2 separate regions of the Mus musculus genome follow, and region 1 is linked to region 2. Evidence: chromatin loops called from intact Hi-C (ENCODE). Cell type or tissue: left cerebral cortex. All regions are shown on one strand. Links, peaks and the distances in the headings refer to the core of each region. The heading gives the core; the rest is flanking DNA.

Region 1 (5,361 bases), core at 1,061-3,560, 120 kb before region 2:
AAATGAAATTCTGTCCCAGGTACATACCCACTCACCTGCCATGTCTACTTCAGGGAGACGCCCCCACAGGAGCCCCAAACAGACTCCAATTCACAGACTCTTAATTTACAAAGTTCCAATATCACTTGCTGAAAGTGGTGCCTATGAAGTAATAACTTCATTGGCAAGATGTCATTTGTCAAAACTAGTAACACAAATATTGTTCCTCAAAATTGTCCCACAGCGAATGAATGACATTTCTAAAGTAGGTAACTTTACTAAAACTCCTGTATTTCCACTACTCCCAGAATAGGACACACACATATGAACTCACAACACACATGAACTCACAACATACAAATTCACAACACACACACAAATGAACTCACAACACACATATGAATTCACAACACACACACAAATGAACTCACAACACACATATGAGTTCACAACACACAACACAAATTTACAACATACATATACACACAAACTCACAATACCCACATTGTAGGAAGCCAACTCTAAGATGGCGCAGGTTTCTGGTGTGCCGTTGTCATAAACAACATCAGCGCAGGTGTAAACCAGAGATTGGCGCCAACCCCTCCCGAGCAGGTGCATGCTAATTAGGCATCGACAGACTGACCAATCCCAGGAGGACACGAAGCCTTTCCCTGTGCTGGGGTGCATATAAGCAGACCTCCCTGGGTTCCCGGGGTCCCCGTAGCAGCATCAAGGTGTTCCTGCAATAAAGGCTGTTGAGAAGAATCCGACCGTGTTGTGTCTTCCTTGCCGGCCGAGGTGGGCGCGACACCACATGAACTCACAGCACACACAGGAACTCACAACACACACTCACAAATGTATGCATCCGCTGGCTGAGCTCTCTTTCCCACACCACAGGCAGCATCTTTCACGTGAGGACGCCGATTCCCATGCCCCTCATCAGCATCTTTCATGTGAGGATGCCCGCTCCCATGCGGTCCATTAGCATCCACACCGTCCTCACCAGCTTGTCAGTTCTCTCTGGCGCTTGGTGCGGTCCATACCAGAGTCACAGCTTTTCTAAATGTGACAGCACCACGGTGAACTCTGGGTCAAAACTGGAGATGCAATTCCCCAGCGTCATCCAACCTCACCTCATGCGCCCCCTACTCCGTGCCCTTTCACCAAATCATCTTAAAGGATTCCTCTGCACACGCCAGTGGAGCCCACCCCTGACGGGCACCCAGCCCCGTCCTCAGCATCACCATCCTGTTCACTTACTTCACGGATGCAGCTAATTGCTCAATCTCGGGGCATAGGTCTACGTCTCCAATCCTTGGGGCGAGTGTTAGGACTGGAAATAGAGATGAGCAGACGCTACCCTGAGAGTTCCGTCGATGCGTGTGCTGTCAATCACCAGAGACTTGCTCCTCAATACTTATTTTATGTATATGGGTGCTTTGCCTGCAGATCTGTCTGTGCACCGTGTGCATGCTGTGCTTGAAGAACCCAGAATGTACCATCGTCCTCAGAACTGGAGTGACAGTCTATTGCCAACCACCAAGCCGGTGCTGGAAAACGAACCTGGGTCCTCTGGAAGAGCGTTGAGTGCTCCTAAACCCTGAGCCGTCTTCCCAGCACCTACCCTAAAGCTGAACCCTAGACAAGCCCAACTGCGCAGGTATGTGAGCCCAGACAGACGCTTCTTTAGAGTGAGAGGGAAAAAGGGAATTGCAGCCTGGATCCTTCCAAGTTCTAAATACGATGCGGCACTTCGTGGATCCATCACGAGGGGGCACCAGAGAGGCGTCCTCGCGCACAATTTGGAGGGACCTGCCTGAAGCCAACCGGGTTATGTTGGACCAAAGCAAAGGGGCAGGGGTGGGGAGAGGCAGAACACGATCCTCTCACTCCCTCCAAAATCAGGCAAATCCATGGTTCGTCCAGTTATAGCAGCAGCAGCCAACTCGTGAGGATCCCTAAAACTTCCTTACTGCATTAAAGCAAACACCAGTGCCGAGCACTTCGCTGCCAGGGTTTCAGTTAAACGATGGATTTTCGAGGGAAATTGAATCCAACTGGCACATTACAATCAACTGCATGCCTTTAAACACAGCGACGTTCCCATCTTAACCCAAAGCAAGAGGCTCCAGGACCACCTTGGGGGCGGGGGCAGATTCCCGCCAAAGTCTGATGCTTCTTGCTCTGTTGGCTCTCTCAGCACTGGACCCTCGCTGCCTAATTGCTAAGCTAGCTTCAGTTCTTCACCGGCAGAGAAATCTAGGACTATCCTACAGATCTCCACCAGGGGGCAGGCAGGGTTCACGTAGTTGTTTGGGAGAAAGGCTTCCCACGCAGCATGCTGTTATCCATCCTACACGGATAAACCCGTAAAAGAAACACTAACTTAGCCTTCTTAGAGACTAGAAATTCCCTTTGTTGTTTGAAAGAAGCCGGGTTCGCATATAACAGGCAGGTCCTGTTATAGCCAATGGAAGCACGTTCTGGTTTGATATGCGCATTTGCTGAGCGGTATTGTATCTCTGGGTGGTCTTCCTCCATCACTGCCGGCAAAAGCCTCCATTTCTTTGTGTGTGTGTGTTTTGGTTTGGTTTTGGTTTTTCGAAACAGGGTTTCTCTGTATAGCTCTGGCTGGCCTGGAACTCACTTTGTAGACCAGGCTGGCCTCGAACTCAGAAATCCACCTGCCTCTGCTTCCCGAGTGCTGGGATTAAAGGCGTGTGCCACCATGCCCGGCTAAGCTTCCATTTCTTACGAGCCCTTTTTCTCTCCTCTCATTTGAAGATAGGGGTATTGGGCACATGCATCGACTGGATAGTTGAAGAGAGATGAATGAAAGATGAGAACAAGGAGTTTTGAAATGCATGATATGGATGCCAGAGAGAGAGAGGGAGAGAGAGCGAGAGAGAGGAAGAGAGAGAGAGGGAGAGAGAGAGAGAGGGCTCCTTTGCGTTGTCAATATCAAAATGGTCAAATGTATTGGAACCCACTTCTTCAGCAAATGCTTAGGGACTTTATTGTGAAGAACACTCAAGAAAACTATTTATAAACACTAGGAAATATGTCTCAAGGGGATGTTTTATGGCTACAGGGTAATTTGAATCTGCTGAAGAAGGATGCCTTTTTGGGTACATTCTGAAGAATGCTAAAGAATAACTAAGCAGGGTTCCCATTGTTTTAATTATTACCAATTTTTATTTAACACAAGCAAAGAGTTATTAGTTACAAATTTAGGGAGTAAAATCAGAAAACATGGTAGATGTGGTGACTCGAACATACATAATTCTGGAAGTTGAGAAGCTGGGACAGGAGGATTGCCATGAGTTCAAGGTTAACCTGGGCTTCTACGTGAGACCTCATCCTGATAGATAGAGATAGATAGATAGATAGATAGATAGATGATAGATAGATGATAGATAGATAGATAGATAGATAGATAGATAGATAGATAGATACAGAAATACAATGTGGAATTAATCAGGGAAATAACAGAATTTCTGGGAATCTATATCCTTAAAATCCTTATTCCTCCCATCTCTTTTCTAGGCTAGAAAAGGATTTTTTTTTCTTCTAGTCCACTTTAAATTCTATGCCTGGGGCTTTTGATAAATTAAACTAACAAGACAGCTTGACAAGAGTTATATATAGACATGTGTAAGTTTTTCGTGGCAGAGGAGTGTTTGTAAGGAAACAGAGACCTCAAGAAATGGCTCAGCCTGGGTGGAGAATGGAAGCCAAGGGGAAGTGTGATGAGACAGATGGGTACGAGCTAAGGCTAGCCCCCCGAGAGCATCTTGGCGATGCCCATTTCTTCAGATTCCCCTTGGCATCCCTTCCTCTTAGGGGCCTGGCTGCTTGCCTGTCAGGTATGGTGGGCTGTGCCTATAATCACAACACTCCAGAGACTGAGGCAGGGAAAACTACCATGAGTCTGAGGCCAGTCTGGGTTACCAAGGACGAGCTTGTCTCAAAAACAAACAAACACAAACTGTTCCTCTCGCCTCTGCTCTCCATCTTCTTGTGCAGGGAGAGAGCCTTTCCTGTGAGCATCTTCCGACCTGCTTCAAAGGAAAAGGGGGGAAACAAGGAGCTTTTCCTGCACCTGTTTCCAGACCCTTCCGCTTAAGATACTCAGTGTGACAAGGCATCATATTTGGGGGTAGCATGGCCTGAAACCCACTGCCTCCTCAGGAAACACTGAGAGAAGGGGGTAGGACAGTGTGTGTGAGCAGGAGCGCCCTCTGGGGTGGGTACACAAGGGTCGTTTCATGTACTTATTTCTGCCGCCTATAGAAATCTTGACTCAGGAGCTGTGTTTATCCACAGTCACTATCTTGACTCATATTCTATAATAGATACTCAGTAAATGTTGCTAAGGTGCTAGCTTTTAAATTACTGGGGGGGGAAATACATTTCATAACCTTCAGCTCCATTCCACGGTGGGAAAGAATTGGATTTTCCATCGGTCGTTGATAGGGAACTAGTATCCACAGCTCTCCTTCCAGACTGGAATGTCCCGGAAGGTTTTAAGCACGGAGATACTCTGACAAAACATCTATACACCGTGGTTCTCCATTGTGCAGTTACCAGCAGCAGAAATGCTGAGGACATACCCACATGAAGCCGGGTATGGATGCATGCCTACAGTCCCAGCCCTTAGCAATGCAAGGGGGTGGATGCAAGTTCAAGGCCAGTCATGGGTAGAAAGACCTGACCCATCCCAAAATGCACAATGCATAAGCACACAGTCCCGTGCATGTGGTTGAGTTTCTATTAAACAATAAAACAGAATAGAAGATGATGGAATTAAAAATGATACGGTGAGATCTCAATTTTGGACACATCTATATTCTGCTTTGATACCTGCACAGATCTGGCTTGGCCTGACAAATGCCCTGTGCCTGGCACCCATGGAAAGAGCCCTGGTGTACACCTGAAAATTTCAAACTCTTCAGCTACACTAAGGGGACCCCAGATTCTTCTCTACCCCGGTTCCTAACTTTCTATCCTGGCCACAGGCAGGACCATTTCATTGAGCTCTGGAGGAAGCGCTTCCCCATGGTTTTTCTGCTTGGCCCAAGTTCACCTCTTAACCTTGCAGAGTTTCTCTGGCTCCTCTCAGACATTTCTCTGCTGACCTTGCCCAGGCTTCGGTCTCACAAGGTCCTCATTCAGTCACACACAAAGGCAAGCATTCTTAGTCATCAGCTCTGGTTTGGATGCCACCACCCCCCACCCCCACACACACCCAAAATTCATGTTGACACGTCCCCTTGCCCTCATGAATACACTAGTGCTACAAAAGTGGTGGAGGGAACCAGCAGGGGCTTGTGTGCTCTTCCATCCCCCTGCCAAGAGAGGACATGATGTTCACACTGT
Region 2 (5,361 bases), core at 910-3,409:
CCTAGTTAGGTTCAATGAAGGTCTCCTCAAGTGTGCACAATGGCCCCCAGCCTAAGTTTCCCTCAGGCACCCCGTAGACATTCTGTGCCTGGTCACAGGGCAGATCACCAATGGCACGTCTCCCCTTTCCTACTTATCCTTTGAAAGCCCCAGAGCTGCAGAGGAGGAACTCTAGAACCTGAAGCCACGCCTTGACCTCCCTACTAAACCCACTATTCAGTGGGCATCTGTAACAACCTTCCAGAGTCAGTGATCTAAGGTTTACATTTATTTCATCCCAGAATGCTGGATCTTCCTATAAGCTTCCTTTAAAAAGAACCCAAATTCATGAGGTTAAATAACCAGGACGCAGGAGGCAAAAACTCCAAGCCCAGACTTGCTGACACCCTGGATTCTGCATGACCCCAGGCTGCCCTCTCCTCAGTCTGTTACCAAAGAAAGAATAACCAAAGGGACAAAATCCATCAAGCCATCAATTAAATCTAAGGAGCAACCTAGTGTGTATTGTGTCCTGGGTTGAAATCAGTAACTAAACCCTGCTTCAATGGTGGGAAGCTCTCAGCACAAACTACACACAACATGTGTACACATAAAAAGCACATGAATTAAATAACTGTGTGCCAGATGCCAAGGCTCGTCCAACGTGCTACTTCCAAAGTTAACATGTGAACTCCACAGCCTGCCCATTTCGGAAACAAATCCAACCACTGAACACACACAAACAGGAAAAATGGCCAAGACCTCTTTTTTGATCATTTTTGAATCAAATGAAATTGTCCGCATTAGTTTGGATCCAGCACATTTTCTCCAAGCTGAGAGGTCACGCTCTTAGCCAAATGTTTGCCAGGAGATTTTTCCGGTGGGAGTGAAGTGGCTGACGGGGCTGTTAGAGACTGGACTGCATCTCCAGGGCCGACAAGGAGGCTGAGATCTACGATTCAAGCTTGCGACAGAGGTCCCTTGGGTCAAAAACTTTGAGAAGAAAAAGAATTCTTTTCAAGGAAGCTTCCACACCCACTGTCTCTTAAAATACACTGTTTGGAACACAGTGGGCTCAAACTTAGCCTAGGAAAATGTGGGTGGATGGATAGTGTTGTGCATAATTCTGGGGTTTGTTTCAAGTCATTAAAGATCCTTACTCAACATATAATGTCAATACCAAAATAATACTTCCGTTCATTATGTTAGCTCCACAAAAGGCTTCCAAGCCCGGCATCTCTTTTGGCTCACCTCATACAGCTCTGCTGGAGGATGGTGTCACTCTCCCTGGACAGGGGAAAGAGCTACAGGAGGAAGTGACTTACCCAAGGTCACCGGGTGGGTGAGCAGACAAGCCAGCATGCTAATGGCCTCCTTAGAATTCCGTGTGTGCAGCACTCTGCATTGCATTAAGCCGTGGCTTTATGAGACACCACACTCAGATGATCTCACTTCTGTATATTAACTTGGGAAGTCGTGAGGCAAGGGATGGAGATTTCACACCACAGTCTCCCAGGGGAGGAGAGCGCTGGCTCACTCTGCCCCTCTTCCATGGGTGGTTGGTATTTAAGGGCAACAGTGTGTCCAGCTATCTCTGGAGTTAGAGACAGCGCTCTAGAACACAGCTGGGCAGCCCTTGCCAACCTTACATAGGGCACAGGCTACTCAGTCCAGGCAGAGGTGTTGCCTGCATCAACACACCCTTTGCCAAGTTCAAGGCAGGCAGAGTATCTCTCTGAACCAGGCGTCTAATGCCAGTCTGATGGCAGACAGCTTCACGGCCATGCTTCAGGGCTTTCCATGGGACCCTTTAACAGGGCACCTGTTGTGACCTGCCAAACTGACCGTTCAGTAGTGACCCTGGGTGGTTAGTTAACCTGTTAGTTCTGTCACAATCTCACTTTGGTTATAATCTCAAATCAGAGTAAAGAGAGGTTAAAGTTTACCTTCTCAGGTGATACAAGATCTGGGCACCAACATCCAATGGTCCGAGTCATCTACCCACACAGCACCACTACCAATGCGAGTGTTACGCCGGCGACCAAATTCCCGGTCCCTGGCTGCTTCCTAAGTACTAGGCTTCCGGACTCCCGGACAATTCCATTCTCTCGAATAGTCCTATTATTATCCCTACTGAGTGTGTACATCCATGATGCCAAGGATCTGACACAGAGCCCCTTGGAAGCCATTCAAGCGAGGTCCTGCCACTGAGCTAGAGTCTCCAGTCACAATACCTCCACTTAGACAGGTGAAGAAATCAAGGCTTTAAAACAACCACTAACTTGCCCAGAGTCAACCAGGTAGGAAGGGGTGAAGGGTCTAGAAGACTGGCTTTCGTGTCAGCAAAATCCATCTTCAGGGTTCTTCAGAAAGAAACCCGGTGTCACTCCAGGCCCTCCACCACCTGGCCCACCTTAAAAGTAACACTGCCACTGCCCATTGGACTCGAACTGGCCAGAGTGCAGCACTGCCCCCTACTGGGCAGGTCGGAGTGCAGCAGCCTTTGCAGGTCACCTCGATGCCCACTGTCTTTCAAAGTAAAGAAGCGCACCCACTCTTGGATCAGAAGCACAATCCACTACCGGCTTCTTAGCCTGGTCAGAATCCCCAGCTCCCCAAAACCTGCCGCAAGGAACAGCAAAGGACCAAAGCATGCAGGGCCGTCTGACATTCACTCCCGCTATTATTGCCAGACAAGCTAGTGGGCCACCCTTTCCCTGGTAAGATACTTTTCAAGTCTCCTAAAAATCTGCTCACGCCCCTTCTCTCCTGCATTAAACTGCCAAGCAAGCCGACTAAGTCTCTTCATCCCCACCTTCCAGAGGGAGCCTCTAGAAGTCAGGGTTTGCCCAAGGTCAAGCAACTTGGCTGCAAGCTAGAAACTGGGAACCCACCCATATTATTCCTTCTGCTACACCTCCCTCCAGAGACGGGGCTGGCCGCATCGTGAGGAACAGGAAATTGAAATGGCTCCTGGTAAGACGGCGAGCCTGCCAACACCAGAGAGAAGCTGACAAGTGACCGCAGACCGCCCTGATTCAAAGGATGCCTCTTCCGAGGGCCCGCCCACGGACTTCTTCCCACCTGCTGCAGTGTGGATATGAGCTCCGAGCGCCTGCAACCCACCATGCCTGCTCGTCCAGAGATGATTAGGTGACAGAGTCCCATCAGGGAGGTGTTGTGGAGGGACTGAGTTGAGAGGCAGTCTCCCAGTATGAACTTAATAGCTCTATTGCCATTCCTAGCACACCCTCCCACCCCGCTGCATACACACCCCTTAATCTCCACCCCCTACCCACAGAACTGTAAGAGGGGCGCAGCAGAAGCGATGCCAGCTGCAGCAGCTGCCAGACAAACCCGGGTACAGCCCGATTTCAAAAAAAAAAAAAAAAAAGAGAGAGAGAGAGAAACCGATAAGAGCAAAATCATGCACTTTAAGAGGCGCGCACCACTTCCAAAATACTGAAACATCTCTGAGGCTTTACCTGGGTGGTTTTTGCTCTTCTGCCTTGCATGCTCTTGCTAAGGCTAATTTGTGGGTTGGTGGCACCCTCGGAAAGACAGTGCGACTTCCTACAGGGAAGCGTGTTGTAATTACTGTACGGAGGAGTCTCTTCGGCAGCAGCCGGTGGCATCTTATGCTTTGCAAGATCGGGAATATCCGACACCAAATTCCGGCAGTAGCTTGAGAATCTGTTCCTCGGTCCTCCATTAGCCTTCACCCCAGAGTTTTTCTGAGCATACAAGTCACCCAGGGAGTTGGCTCGCTGACAGGTGCTGAGCTGCCGGGGACTCGCCTCTGTTTCCATCCCCCGAGCCTCCTCGCAATCCTTCTCTTCCGCGGAACCCAAGATTTCTTCGTTGCTTGTTAAATGTTCTTGGCTCAGATCTGAGAGTGAGAATTCCAGGCTGTCCTCCCGCCAGATGTCTGCAGATTTGGAGCGCTTCTTCTTAAAGCTCGCTGTCTCCATGAATGTGGGCCCATTGGATGTATAGGGACACTGCCTCCTGCCTCCCTCAGCCAAGTACGTAGCGTCATCCCCGTAAAGCCGGCTCTCCTCTGAGTCTGGCATGCTCTGCACAGAGGCTGCAGTGAGGACGATGCTGCCATCTACGCTGGGAGTGACGGAAGAATCGGTGTAAGATACGGGTCTCAAGCCCATATCTACTCGGTCCACCCAGATGGGGTCCCCGAAGTCGTCTAGGGCGCCTTCTTGGGAGAAGGGCTCCAGGCCATTTTCAGCCAGGGACTGGGGGATGCTGGGCGTGCTGCTGGACCGGGTGCTCACTTCAGAGTTCCTGTGGATCGCCTTCCCGGAGGAAGCATGCCGTGTCCTCCGGGTCTTGTGTGACAGCCGCAGGGAGCGTGAAGTGTGCTTCCGCCCCAGGCTGGCATGCTTTTCTCCATAAAACTCGTGGTCTACATTTTGGCTTTCTGCGTTTCCCATGGTTTTATGGTCTGTAGCAAAGGGGAAAGAAAAAGCATGAGATAATTGAGTCTGTATTAAAATGGGTATAAAAACCTTAAGAGTAAGGGCTTAGAATCAGTATAAGCAGACACTTTGGGTATGGGGTTAGGTAAATAAAAACATTTCTAATTGCTTTGGCCCCAGACATGGCCCCCAGGACTGATACAAGGCAACAGGTGAGAATACCATTATCAATAGATAATAATCAATATCAATACAGATAGATGTTTATGTGAAACAGTCACATAAATTCAGTAATGAGAGGGCTGTCTTTGCCCAAAGAGTAGATGCCAAGAGACACCAGTGTGTTGCGTGTGTGCAGGTGACCACTCTGCTCACCCTGGCTTTCTTCCGAAGAGTCACAGTGATACACTGCAAAGTGGACGCTTACTGAAAACTAAAAGACAAAGGAGCATTCTTTCCTTCCCTTCCTGCCAGGGCTTCTGTTTGTTTTCTTGGTTTCATCTATGCCCTTTTATCTGCTCCATGGTTTGGGGAGATGGGTTTTGGTTGTTGTTGTTTTGTTTGTTTGTTTGTTTGTTTTTTGCCCTTTTGTTTTTTTAATTCTATCAAACCTCAAAAAAAAAATCAGTCAAAACTAGAAAGCTTCAAGATGCATATCTAATCAAATTTTCCTAACGAATTGAAATCATAAAGAAAATAGGCTGCTACTGTTCACTTCTCAGCCACTCGGGTACCTCTGATGTGTGGGAGGGCGGGGAGGAAGGGCTAAGAAGGGACAAATGCAAACCTCGCTCGCTCGGCAGCTGACTAACAGGTTTAATCTGGGAGCAAATCCAACCTGTGAGCATGAATCTGGTACACAGTGGCCCGGAGACAGAAACGCACCCTGGAAACCAGCAAGTGGGACACTCCCGGTTCACTCAGGCCTCCCAGACAGCATTCCTAGTCT

What was found. A loop is a pair of places that touch in the nucleus more often than their neighbours do. Peaks named below come from ENCODE experiments on the same cell type or tissue, not always from the same donor. Only the 100,000 strongest peaks of a DNase experiment are listed, where the experiment ranks them.
Region 1: a loop joins it to region 2, with 6 times the contacts of the local background. A loop is called at or near these places in 4 of 42 quality-filtered maps.

The regions. Positions count from the first base shown.
Region 1 is chr16:89,772,238-89,777,598 of GRCm38, forward strand. No RefSeq gene overlaps it. Among named protein-coding and RNA genes, the nearest start is that of Gm52239, 19 kb to the right of the region's middle. In left cerebral cortex, for the core only: CTCF peaks have their summits at 1,730 (motif pointing right) and 2,273 (motif pointing right); DNase peaks (open chromatin) are centred at 1,784 and 2,259; H3K4me3 peaks cover 724 bases; H3K27ac peaks cover 278 bases.
Region 2 is chr16:89,894,141-89,899,501 of GRCm38, forward strand. It overlaps Tiam1 (T cell lymphoma invasion and metastasis 1), which reads right to left. Exons shown (of 28, transcript NM_009384.3): 4 at 3,465-4,438. The coding sequence starts at 4,427. Among named protein-coding and RNA genes, the nearest start is that of Tiam1, 64 kb to the right of the region's middle. In left cerebral cortex, for the core only: a CTCF peak has its summit at 2,453 (motif pointing left); DNase peaks (open chromatin) are centred at 1,129, 1,433, 2,482 and 2,962; H3K4me3 peaks cover 2,215 bases; H3K27ac peaks cover 877 bases.